Regions from separate parts of the Homo sapiens genome. Here region 1 is linked to region 2. Evidence: chromatin contacts called from ENCODE Hi-C or POLR2A ChIA-PET data. All regions are on one chromosome and are shown on one strand. The core of a region is the stretch at or near the end of the contact, and the rest is flanking DNA. Distances in the headings are between cores, read along the strand shown. Region 1 has its middle 52 kb from the start of LINC01523. Region 2 holds the start of LINC01522 (long intergenic non-protein coding RNA 1522).

Region 1 (6,432 bases), core at 334-2,833, 61 kb before region 2:
TTCAAGGAACATTCCAAGAAGCTGTCACACCTCACTTCCACTTACACCCTATTAACTCTGTTAAATTAAATAAGTAGGAGGTCATTAGCCTGAGGCTTTCTCTGTACTTTGAGTTCTTCCATAAAGCTCTGCAACCTAACTTAGTATATAAACAAACTGAAACCTAATTTAGGAGTGTAGATTTTTTGTAACAGATACCCAGATCTCAGCCAATCACCAGCTGCCAAGTTTCAGCCAATCAGAAACTGCTGAGCTTCAGCCAATCAGAAGTAGCCAACAGGTCAGACCATGTCCAAATAAGGCAAATGCCTAGGTGTAATCAATCAAGTTAATTTTCTACTTTATTTATATCTTCTGTCTATAAACACTTGCTCTCCACCTTGCTGAGTTGAGCCCTCAGAATGTCTTCAGGTTCTGAGTGCTGCCTGATTCTTGAATTGTTCTTTGTCCAAATAACCTCTGTTAAATTAACTTTGTCTACAGGTTTTTTTTTTTAATGCCTTCAAAGCCAGGGAGAGCTGCAGCATGTTTTTTGGATGACTTCAATATTAAAAAAGATTCCTGAATACTGCGTAGTACTGTTGGCGCTATTGCTTCCACCACTATGACTACTACTGGGATAATGATTGTTGTGCTAGATACACCTCTAAGCACTTAACACGTTGAATCCTCTTAACAGCTCCAGCATGTAGATACTATTATTGTTATTCCAAGTTACAGAGGAGGAAATGGGAGCAGGGAGAGGATAGGTAACTTGCCCACAGCCATGCAGCTGGTAAGTGTCAAAGAAAGGATTCAAACCCAAATAGTCTTGTTTTAGAGAGTACACTCTAAAACACTACTTGCTATAATTACTGCAAACACTATCTGATTGGAAATTCCTTTGATTTATTTAGGAGTTTTGATCCAGTAGTTTTTTTCCCCCACAGGTCTTTTAATTTAATTAATATAAAGTATATTATGAGTATTTTCAAATACACACGAAGTATAGGAGAAAGTGTAAGAAACTTCCATTTATTTACCCATTACCCAGCTTTAACATGCGTGGTAAATCTCATTTCATCTCTATGTCACCTTATACTAGTTTATTTTCTTTTGGATTATTTTGAGGCCTAGACCTTGTATCATTTTTATCATAATACTTTAGTATGTGTCTCTAAAAGCGAAAGACTCCATATTAAAACACAAATATAATACCAGTATCTTGCCTACAAATAATAAGCAATAATTCTTTTAATATTATCAAATATCTAGTCAACGTTCAAATTTTCCTGATTATCTCATAAACTTTTCTTGAGCTACTTTTTAAAATAAAGATTCAATGAAGGCCCATACTTTGTTTCTTCCATCTGTTGTTAGTCTGTAACTTTCCTAACATCCTGTGTGTGTGTGTGTGTGTGTGTGTGTGTGTGTGTGTGTGTGTACATTTATTTCATGTTCTGATGAAAACTTCGTGTCTTATAATGGATCCTTCTTCAAAAGTTTGGGGGAAAAAAACCTGCTCTAGAGAATTTGAACACTGCTTTTTTTTTTTTTTCCATAGCCAATTGGATTACTTCCCCCTTGCAAACTTCTCTGACTCAGATGTCATGAAAATCCTGGCCCAGGAGTCCTGTCTGACTCACAGGGACCAGGAAATTCTACCCCTCTCTAGGGGACAAGGAGGGATTTGTGTGATTTTAGGGAGCAGATGATGCTGTGGAAAATACTACAGGCCTCAACTCTTCCCCTAGTTATAAAGTCTGCTGACTCCAAAGTGTGCCCCATCTGCTCTTCCTTTGATTCTAGGGGCAGACATAATTACATAAAGTAGGACATTGATCTTTTTGCATTTTTAAAGCCAGAGTCATGTCTGGGAAAGCCAAGTCTGCCGTATCTGTAATAACCACCTTAAAAATGCAGGAAGGAGAAGGGACGTGCATGGAGTTGAAAAGTGTCGAATGCAAAGCAAGTCAGTAATTATGGCACAGAGTGAGGGCAGTAAATGTGCCTGATTATGCAAATCCAGGTGGAATGTGGATGCCAGTGGTGTTCTCATCTCCAGTTAAGAGGGTGGCTGTCAGCACGAGAGTCCTGGACTGAGGGAGTAGGAGAGAGGGGCCAGGCCAGAAGGGGCAGGAGCCCCGGAAGCTGGATGTGGTCCTGGGTGGGCACAGCCTCAAGCAGTGAGGGCCCTGCATCCAGGGACAGCTAGGTATGGAGGGTGTGCAGGGGCCCCCAGATGGAAATAAAGCCCCACCAGCATCTGGCAGGCCACCCAGGTGAGTAGACTGGGGCCCCAGGTAGGAGGCACCTGAGGCTGGGAAGATGCTTCCCAAATTGTGATCTGCCTGTCCGTGGTGGCTCATGAAATGAGTTAGACAGCAAGAAAAATCTTGCTATCTGATGGTTATGGGTGTATTTGAATGTTATTTCACTGAAACACAGGGGACTGGTGATGGGTGTGAGCTCTGCAGCTTGAATGCCTGGGCTTGAATCCTGACTCTGCCATGGACTTTTCAGCTGCGTGACTCAGCCCTGCTGTGCCTCAGTTTCCTCACCTATTATTATATGCATATGCATATAATAATAGACCTACCTCCAAGAGCTGTGGGGAGAAATCAATAATGAGCTAGGAAAGTGTCTGAAATGTAGCAAGAAGTCGATAGATACCAGTGGTTATTGTTGTTGTTCAGAGAGGTAGTTGAGAATTTAGACTCTGGAGTTGGACAATAGCGAGTCAGGTCTCACCTCCCTGGTTTTCTAGCTGTGAGGCCTTGGATAACCTCTTTGTGCCTCATTGTCATCATCTGTAAAATGGTGACAATAATAATATCTTCCTCATAGGGCTGTGGTAAAGATTAGACAAGCGACCGTATGGAAAGCCCTTAGAGCTATGGATGGCCCATGGTAAGTGCTCAGTCAATATGCACAGCCATCATTAGTATTACTAGTTCTTAGTAGCAGGCTACATTATACAAATGATCCAACTTTTATAGTCCATTTGAAAAAAAAACATGTTAAGTAATCGTAGAGGTATTATCCAGGAGTGGCAGAGAAACTGTTCTTATGGTAGGCTAGCCCTGAAGTTTGGGACATAGAAAAGCAGGCACATTTGAAGACCTAGCTGGTAGTTCATATCAAGGATGTAGGTAAAACATTTGTCTATGAAAGCACCATGTCTCAGTTATCTAGAGCCACATAATAAACAACCACAAACTAGTGGTTCAAAACAACAAACATTTCATTATCTTTCATGGTTCTGTGGGGTAACTGGGCTCCGCTGGGCAGTTCTTCTGGCTGCTTATTTTCAGCTGGTGCTGCAACCAGAGAAAGGGAGGAGCTAAGAAGACACCCAGGGTTGTAGCCAGAGTAACTGGAATGGTGACATTTCCGTTTGCTGAAATGGGGTAGACTGTGAGAAGAATAATTTTGGGGCCTGAGGTTGAACAAGAGTTCAGCTTTGTTAAGATCATGTTTGAGGAGTCCAGTGGGCAGTTGGATATACAAGTAGAGATCTCAGGAAGAAGTTGGGGTAGGACTGAAATATTTTAGAACGCTCAGCATAGAATGAGTATGTAAAGGCTTCAGTCAGGATGCGATCGCCTGGGGAGTAGGAGGCCTAGGAAGACACAGATGTGGAAACTGAAGCAAAGGGGTTCAAGGAATTGCCTTGTCCACAGACTGTTGTGGAGGAAGCTGCACTTTGAGTTCAGGACGTCTGGGCTCTCTCCCAAATGATGACCGAAAGGCAGTTGGGCCAGGATGCCTGAGGATGTCGGAAACTCATGCGCTTCTGAAGGCTCTTCTCAACTAGCAGCAAACCCACAGATGAGCTGGTGTCTCTGTGTTCCAGGCCAGGGAGAATGTCTTCAAATACCTCTTATTCCTTCCTGGGTGGATATCTAATCTGATATGAAAATAGAGTCCAGGCGTGGTGGCTCACACCTGTAATCCCAGCACTTTGGGAGGCCGAGGTGGGCAGATCACCTGAGGTCAGGAGTTCGAGACCAGCCTGGCCAACAAGGTGAAACCCCGTCTCTACTAAAAATACAAAAATTAGCCAGGCGTAGTGGCAGGCGCCTGTAATCCCAGCTATTCGGGAGGCTGAGGCAGGAGAATCGCTTGAACCCGGGAGGCGGAGGTGCAGTGAGCCAAGATCACACCACTGATTCCAGCCTGCGTGACAGAGCGAGACTCTGTCTCAAAAAAAAAAAAAAAAAAAAGAAAAATAGAATTCCACTTTTCCTTAAACTTTTATGATGTACACCTTATTTATAGAGACAAATATGCCTGGCAGAGGCTGGGAGGTGGGTAAGGGCAAGGAGGGCCTGGACAAAGAGGAGGCCCAAGAGCAGTGGGGAAGTGTGGGGGCCCTGGCTTCCACCTGCCTGGGTCCCAGTCCTGGCCCTGCCACCTCTGGGCTGTGGACTTTGGGTGGGCCATCTCACTTCTCTGCTCCTACATTTCCCCATCTCCATCCTGAGCATAATTAATAATACCTGAATCAGATGTTTGATGTGAAGACTGTATTACTTTATGAATGATGTTTCCCAAACAGTGGCACATAGAAGGCATCTTTATGTGTATTTTAGGAGCATTAGCTTACAAAGCGGGGAGCCAAGAGACATTGTCCACAGTTGGACAACGAAATAAAGATGTTCAAATCCTTAAAATGACCAGGATACCCCAAAATAGAATAATAGTAACTAATAGTAACTAGAATAACAGAATAGTAGTAACTAACATTTATTGTTTACTACATATCATACAGTCTTCAAATTGGTACTTTTGACATTATGGAGTAGGAACTATTATTGTCCCATTTAATGGATGTGGAAACAGAGACACAATGAAATGCAACAGCTCCTCCAAGTTTCTACAGTAGTAAGTGACAGAGCTGACCTTCAAATCTGTGCAGTTTACCTTCACAGAGCCATCTTTGCTACTTCCAAAGTAGGCGGTAAAAATTATGCTACTGGGAAGAGCCCTCTGCTAAATCCTTCGTATGTTACAGCAGCAAGCCAGCAACCGATTTCTACAGCTGGCCAAATGAGAGTGTGGAGCAACTGGAAGTCCCATACATTGATGGTGGGAATGTGAAATGGGATAAGCCACTTTGAAAAGTGTTTTGGCAATTAAAAAAAATTAAACATGCATCTCTCCTATCACCCAGCAATTCCACTCTGAGGTATATCTACAAGAGAAACAAAAACATGTCAACAAGAATGTTCATAAGCAGCTTTATCCATAACAGCCCCACACTGGAAATTACCCAAATGTCTACCGACAGGGGAATGAGTGACTAAGCTGTAGTCGATTCACGCCGTGAAATACTACTCGGCAATAAGAAGGAACACACTACTGATCCACGCAACACCATGGATAAGGGCTGTTACTCTTGAGATGTCTTGCTTTCAGAAATACGGACATGGTTCAGAAACTATCAAAAGTGGTTGGCCCTGGATGTGACGGAAGGTGAGGGGGCAGGGGCCAGGAACGGTTGTTTTACTCTTCCAGCCTTTCTGCACTTCTGGTAATTTGAAAAACTGCATGCTATTTAATTTCATCATGCTTCCAAGGTCTGTTTCTGCTTTTTAGCCAATTGACTGCCAGCTGAAGTCTAGTTAAATAACTGGCAGCCCCACTTCTTAGGTTCAGTTTGGACACTTAGCGTCCAACTTGGAGGAGATGAATATCAAATGCATGTAATTACATAACTTGGCCCAAAGTGAAGGAAATGAATTATCTAGGTGACCAGGACTGGGTGGCTGTGGTCCAAGAGTGGCGGGGCAGAAGAACTCATTCCCGAGGAGGGACGAGTTGGGGGCATCTCACATGAAAGTGACCTTGAGAATAAAGCCCCACATCTGCAGGTCACCTGTGTCCTCTGAGAATGTGGCCATTAGTTTTGACAGCGCCTCAGCCAGGAGCCTATAAATGAACGAAAAAGACTACTAGAGAAGGGTGCTGTTTTACATAAATTGAGGATTGTATGAGAAAATAGTTTCTCATGCTGATTGGCACCGCAGTCTCTGGTGTATTCAAAATGCAAATGAAAACAACCTTTGCTGAACAGGACTCTTTGCATCTGGAATGCTTCAGACAGTAAATCCAGAACTTCAAAGACAAGAGAAATTAGGGGTTGGCTGCCCATATTACATAAGATTTATCATTTTTACAAAGTAGCAGATCTTGGCATGTGATTTGTTTCACAAAAACTCTATTTAGACACCTCCTTCCGTCCTCTTATAAGGCCCGCCTGCAGTAGTCAACCTGGCCATTTCCTGTGTCCTGTCCCCCCATTGCCATCCCATACACTCCATGGGGACAGGGCTCTTCTCTGGGTCTGTCATCATTTTATTCCCACTGCTCAGCACAGGGCTTGCCCCGCTTTAGAAGCCCAGGATATATTTCTTGTGTGAACAGTGTTAAAGAAAAAATTATTCCCAT
Region 2 (6,763 bases), core at 3,418-5,917:
GCGTCTGGGTTTCATAAACAGACCATAAAGAGGCACCTGGAGACCCAGAACATCCCCAAATCAGCATCTGTCCCTGCCTTCTGGCTGTACCTCCATCCTCCTCGGTCTCTCTCTCTCACCCAGGCTCACAATACAAGGAAGCACTCTTGCCTTTTGGAAAAAGGACGGCCTTCTCCCCACCACTTGTCTCTTGGCTCCTCCCACAGGTGGAGGGTGAATCTGATTGGTGGGAAGATAAGACTCTGGGCTCCTCCAGTGGGCGGGGCTAATATGCAAATGGTCAAAAGAGTTAGGATGCTTTTGGCGGCAACTAACAGAAAATGCAGCTAAAAGTGGCTTATTTTCTTGCTACGTAAAATGGGTTCCATGAACCAGCAATATCAGTTCATTAGAAATGCAGAATCTCAGGTAATACCCAACACTTACTGAATCAGAATCTGCTTTTCTCTTTTTAACAAGATGACCCAGGTGATTCATATGCATATTAAATTTTTTAATTACTTAGAGTCAAGTTTATTTTGCTTAAGCTTTCTACCTGGCTGAATATCTAATTACATATTAATTCCAAATCTTCCCCAACGCCCCTGCTACGTTTTCCTGTTTGAAAAAAAAATCACAATACCAGAAGGAATTGATTTCTGATATGTAATATACATTATTTAACCGCCTTCGTGCAGTTCAGGAAATGGGTTCCCCACATTAATTCATGGAGCCACAAAAAATTTAGTGAAATTTGGCTAAATAATTTTAGATTCACACGTGATTGTAAGAAATAGGAAAAATCTCACATGCACTTCACTCATTTCCCCCCAATAATACCATCTTCCTAATTATAGTAAAGTTTCACAACCAAAATATTGACTCTGATACAATCCATCTATCTGACCCGGGTTTCACCAGTTTTATATGCACTAATTAGTGTGTATTTAGTTCTTTGAAAGTTTATTACATGTTTAGATTCATGTGACCACCACCATTAAGATTGAAAACAGTTCCTTCCTAAGCATTCCTCACGCTGTCCTTTTATAGCTTGTTCCATGAAGAGCAGGTCTATGTAAACCTTTCCCCAAAGGCCCAGCAAGCTGAGAGGCTGAAGAAAGAAGCTGACAAATCCAGCTTCTATGAAAGAAACATTTAGTAGGGACCTACTAAAGCGATATTTCAGGTGGCTGCCAGACTGTGGATCCCTACACCCACTCTCCAGAAAATATCCTTTAGATAGGAAGCTTCTGTTTTTGTAAAATACGTGCAACTACTCACACCTCAGATTGTGACACTTGTGACCGCTAAGGAGGTTAGATAAACATATTTATGAGGGGTTATCTATGCTATAGGCATTGTTTCTTTTTCTTTTTATTATACTTTAAGTTCTAGGTTCATGTGCACAACGTGCAGGTTTGTTACATATGTATACATGTGCCATGTTGGTGGGCTGCACCTGTTAACTCATCATTTACATTAGGTATATCTCCCAATGCTATCCCTCCCCCCTCCCCCCACCCCATGACAGGCCCCGGTGTGTGATGTTCCCCACCCTGTGTCCAAGTGTTCTCATTGTTCAATTCCCTTTATGAGAGGTTATCTACACTATGAGAGCACCTTAGTATGCAAGAGTCAAACACTGGTCATCATGGCGGTTTTGCTTCAAGATGGTGTCACTCTTGCCACACAAAAGGTTGTTTTCCTACATAGCTATACTCTTCTCCTTCCTTCCTCTACTCCTAATGCTTGGAAACCACTATTCCGCTCTCCATTTTGATAATTTTGTCATTTAAAGAATGCTGTAGTGGCTGGGTGCGGTGGCTCACGCCTGTAATCCCAGCACTTTGGGAGGCCGAGGTGGGCGGATCGCTTGAGGTCAGGAGTTCAAGACCAGCCTGGCCAACATGGCGAAACCCCGTCTCTACTAAAAATACAAATATTAGCCAGGTGTGATGGCGGGTGCCTGTGATCCCAGCTACTTGGGAGGCTGAGGCAGGAGAATCGCCTTAACCCGGGAGGTGGAGGTTGCAGTGAGCCGAGATTGCACCACTGTACTCCAACCTGGGCTATAGAGCAAGTCTCGGCCTCAAAAAAAAAAAAAAAAAATCTAAGTGAGGTCATATAGTGCATAACCTTTTGAGATTGGTTTTTTTCACTGAGCTTAATTCCCAGGCGATTCATCCATGCCATCACAGGTATTAATAGCTTGGTCCCTTTCATGGCTGAATAGTATTTCATAGTAGAGATGCACCAGTTTGTTTAACTCATTCATCGAAGGACATTTGGGTTGTTTTCCAGTTTTTCACTATTATCAGCAAAGTTGCTATGATTATTCGTATATAAATTTTTATCTGAATACAAGTTTTCATTTCTCTGGGACAAATGCCCAAGAGTGCAAATGCCGGGTTATGTGGTAAGCGCATGTCTAATTTTTGGAAGAAACTGCTGAACTGTTTTCCAGAGCATCTGTGTATCAGCAATGTATTGTATGAGCAATCCAATTTTTCTATACCCTTGTCATCATTTACTGTTACCACTATTTTTTATTTTAGCCACTTTCATGTGGGTATTTAGTGATTTTAATTTGCATTTTCCTTATGGATAATGATGTTGAACATCTTTTTGTGTACTTACTTGCCATTCATATATCACCACTGGTGAAATAGCTGTTCATGTCTTTTGCTCATTTCCTAAATGGATTTTTTTTTTTACTGTTGAGTTTTAATAATTCTTTATATTATTCTAGGTATTAAATCCTTTGTAGCATAAGTGGTTTGAAAATATTTTCTCCTAGTACATAGCTTGTCTTTTCATCCTCTTCACAAGGCCTTTCGCAGAGCAAAAGTTTCAAATTTTATTGAGGTCCAGTTGATCAATTTTTCCTTTTGCGCATTGTGTTTTCTGTGTCAAGTCTAAGAACTCTTCTTCTAGCCCTGGGTCCTGAAGATTTTCTCCTAAGTATTTTTTTAAAAAGTTTTATAGTTTTACGTGTTACATTATGAGTCCAAAATCCATTTTTGAGTTAATTTTTGTATCATGTGTGACAGGGTGTGATTAATTTTTTGTCTATGTATGCCCAATTTTTTTTCTGACACTATTTGTTGAAAAGGCTATTGAATATTAAAGTTCTAGAAGCACAGGCTTAAATTACAAAGGCATTTTTTTTTTTACTCACTTAACAAGACGTCCAGAAAAGGCAACTCCAATTTGGCTTACTCTGTAGCTCTAGGAAGTCTCTGTCTGCATCTCTGGGATTCTCTGGTCTTCGCCTTGGGGTTTCCGGTGGTTGTTGTGGCTCCAGCATCACCAGCCTGTGTCCAGAACAGAGGAAGGGAAGGAGAGCTGGGAGATTTTTCTCCTGTGTGGCTTGGGAAGGCTTTCCCGGAAGCCTCTAGTAGATGTCTCTTAGGTCCCATTAGCTATTAATAGAACTGGATGACAGGCCTACTCGCAAACCAATCACAAGCAAAGGGGAGAGGATTACTGTGATTGGCTTTGAACCACTGACCAATCACTTTGCTCTGCTTAGGGCTGAGGCAGGGCCACCTTCCTTCAGCACATTGTTTTCTACTGGAGGGGTGAACAAAAGTGTGGCTCTGTTACCAAGGAAGAAAGGAAAGTGGTTGCTCAGTGTCTGCTGTGAACCTGGCTGTCCCTATGTGTCCTCTCTCCTCTGTGTATGTGTGTGTGTGTGTGTGTGTGTGTGTGTCTTGCAAACATCAGTGCACAACACACCACAGTCCCATAATTCAGTGGAGTGTGTATCTGCTCGGCAGACTCCACTGTCCCCACAGTCAGGGTCCAGGCACTAGAAGGTATGTGGCAGGAAGGTAGAGGAAGACCCAAGCCACAGACCCCCATCCAACTTCGAGTGCAAGCAATGGAAACCGACTCTGGATTCCTTGATTTAATTTTTTGAAGACATTTATAGGAAGAAATGGGTTAAGTCTGTAGGAAAATTAAATATGAAGAGCCAGATTCACGGGGCTTGGGGACATCAGGGCAGCTCCTGGGTCCTCTGTGTGGCCATCATGGTGAATCCACTCATGTGTCACTGTTCACCATTCAGGTCCCCACAGGAGGACAGGATGGTCCTGTCTTGGCCACATGTTACCCCCTGGACTCAGGGACAGTGTTGTCATTTGACTGAAAGTCCCTCCTCACCACAAGGACAGGGATGGGGAGTTTCTCAGCGGAAGCCCAAGGATTTGCTTAGGCCTGGAGAGCAAACCCCACACGCCCTCCACACATCACCTGCACAGACGCCCCTCCAGCTGAGCCAGCCTGCTCACTACCCCTCAGACAGTCTTCCCTCCCATCCTTGCTTGTGCTGGGACCCCTCCTGGAAGGCTCCCCTCTCCTGCCTGCTCTTCTAACTTTCATGATCCTTCAAGACTCTAGTTAAGCCACCCTCCTCCTCCAACAAGCACCAGCCATTGCTGCTGCTGTGTCGAGGTTTCTGAACCTCAGCATTATTGACATTTTGGGCTGGGCAGTCTCTGTTGTGGGACTGTCCTGCACATTGTACAGGATGCTTACAGCATCTCTGGCCTCTACCCAGTAAATGCCAGTTACACCTTTACCTAGTCGTGACAACCAAAACTGTGTCCAGACATTAGCAAGTGTTCCCCGGAGGGGACAACTGCCCCTGGTTGAGAGCCACTCCTTTTCTGAACCTGAGTCACTAAGATTTACTGCCATAGCAACTTAATTACATTGTGATGTTTACTTAACTTCTCACTGCTGCTTATTACTTTGGCAGACTGCAGCCAGCCAGAGAACAGCCAGGTTAACCCATACGGTGGCCCCACACTAAGTTGTCTCCCACACCGTGTAGGGATGGCTCAGTGCACAGGGAGCATGGTGGGGTTTGGGCTTGATGGCTTTGAAGCCTCTGCTAGACTGGGAGGCACACAGTTTGGTACCATGTCTGGATGCAACGTCATGTTCCTGAGGCAGGATGGTGCTTGTGTACCGAAGACAGTCTTGCTGGCTGCGGTGAAGGACAGAGCTCTCGGTGGATCCAGTGGGAACCAAAGCCTGCTGTAACCCTCCAATAGTAACAGCCATCCGCTCAACCTCTGGGCCCAGGCACGCCTCACAGGAGCTCTCTACGGGCACTGTCTCATCCATAATGAATTAGGTATCAGTGTCTGGTTTTTAGAGATTCGGAAACTGAGGCCAGAGCATTCTAATGTCCTAAGCACATTCATGGTGAGTAGGAGCAGAGCTGGCTTCCACCTGCAGGGTCTGAGTCTAGGGTCAGTGCTCATAGCCACGATTCTCGTAGGCTACCCAGGCCCACTGTCTCCTTGAGCACCCATGTGCCCCATGCAGCATGTAACTTGTAGGAAATGAAGGCGTTTGCCAGCCTTTGCCTGTGTCCAGTGTGAACTCATCTCCTATTTAGCACAAAGTTATTACATTAGAGTTACTGATTTAGTGGATACATCACTTTACTCTGTCATCTTGACAGCGATAAGATCTGCATTTTGCTCACTTCTGGATCACGCAATCTAGCAGAATTCTTCATGCATGGCAGGAACTCATCATTATTTGCCTCATTTAATTGAATTGTATTATGGTTCTGTGGACACTTCATCACACCTAACAGTGTTTTGCACAAAGCAATTGTTAAAAAATACTTTTCAAAGGGCTAAATGTTTGATCAATCAATAGGTTTTTAATTGAGCATCCTTACAAGTTAATATCATAAAGTGATGATAAAAGTGTTTTTATTACTGTGTGTTGGTTACCCGGATTAAATGTTTCTTGAAGCCTCAGAGTGCATGATGATTCAGTTCTTCTGATTTTAAGCTCGGATCTATTCAGTGACGAGATATGCAGGTCTGGAAGCCTCTGAAATTTATAATGTGGATGCTGAGAACCCATGATGCTGGTGGCCAATTTTGAAAATTGTTACAGAAATTTATATTCATTAGACATGATGGCAAGTTCTGGAATGGTATTCTGCAGAGTCAATTTAAAGAAATTTGTTTCAAGGAGATAACTGAGGAAGCAGCAAGCAGAGACACTAACTTGGATGTGACACCGCTGAGAGACAAAACTCAGCTTGATGAATGCAGCCAAGCCAGGAAAGGGCTGTGGACCTGTCCCAGAGGGGCCACCTATTTTCTGACAATTGGCAATGTTATCTATTAACTAGAAATCTGTTATGGGACAAGGAGAAGATTGCCTGCAGCTCTCGGAGAATAAGACAGTTGTCCTCTTGGCTTCTATATAATATGTCTCTAAGCAATGTTTTAGGATTTATCAGCGGTGAGATCCTTGGATATTTAACCAAGTCCCCCTGAGGGCTATAACATGGTAGTGATGGGAAATAGAGCTGGGGGCAGGGGAAGAAAAGCTGGGATGTAGCTGTTACCCCTAAGCACATTCTCCTGAAGTGATATCTTTGCAATAATCTGTTTCAATAATATGTTGACATGGGCAGTATTAAGACAATAATCAGAAGAATTTAGAGGAAGCATTCTGAAATATGCGAGTGCAGTGTAAGTGGCCAGAATGTGAGACTCCCAGGTGAAGTCGAGGGTGAAGAGTCTACATGGAAGTGTGCTCTCTCACCGCCCCCCTACAAATGGCAGAAGACTCCATGCAGACTCACCCCCAGTCCACCGCCAGAGTTAGGACCAGCCTCTGACTCTGCGACTTATAAGATGGGAGAGTGGGAGTGCGGGAACTATCCCCCTCTCTGGAGGAGGAGGAAGCCTCAGGGCTGCAAAAGCTGCAGGCACATTCTTCTCTGGTGCTCTGCCATGGG

The links. A loop is a pair of places that touch in the nucleus more often than their neighbours do. ChIA-PET counts read pairs that join two places held with the same protein, here RNA polymerase II (POLR2A). Pooled maps may share reads with other maps.
Region 1: a loop to region 2 is called in a map of left cardiac atrium, with 4 times the contacts of the local background. The contact joins the enhancer-like site here to the promoter of LINC01522 in region 2. A Hi-C loop is called at or near these places in 1 of 168 maps with a recorded cell type or tissue (left cardiac atrium) and 2 of 50 pooled maps. POLR2A ChIA-PET finds 5 or more read pairs at or near these places in 2 of 52 experiments (MCF 10A and PC-9).

The regions. Positions count from the first base shown.
Region 1 is chr20:47,927,933-47,934,364 of GRCh38, forward strand. No RefSeq gene overlaps it. Among named protein-coding and RNA genes, the nearest start is that of LINC01523, 52 kb to the right of the region's middle. Within about 2 kb of position 1,584, at least 4 of the 41 ENCODE cell types and tissues checked have a DNase peak (open chromatin) inside an H3K27ac peak, as active enhancers do; they include PC-9, where a contact is called at or near this core.
Region 2 is chr20:47,985,450-47,992,212 of GRCh38, forward strand. LINC01522 (long intergenic non-protein coding RNA 1522) reads right to left here and starts at 4,668. Exons shown (of 3, transcript NR_110027.1): 1 at 4,566-4,668; 2 at 3,158-3,293. It overlaps LOC107985436 (a long non-coding RNA gene), which reads left to right and starts at 1,609. Exons shown (of 4, transcript XR_007067623.1): 1 at 1,609-1,675.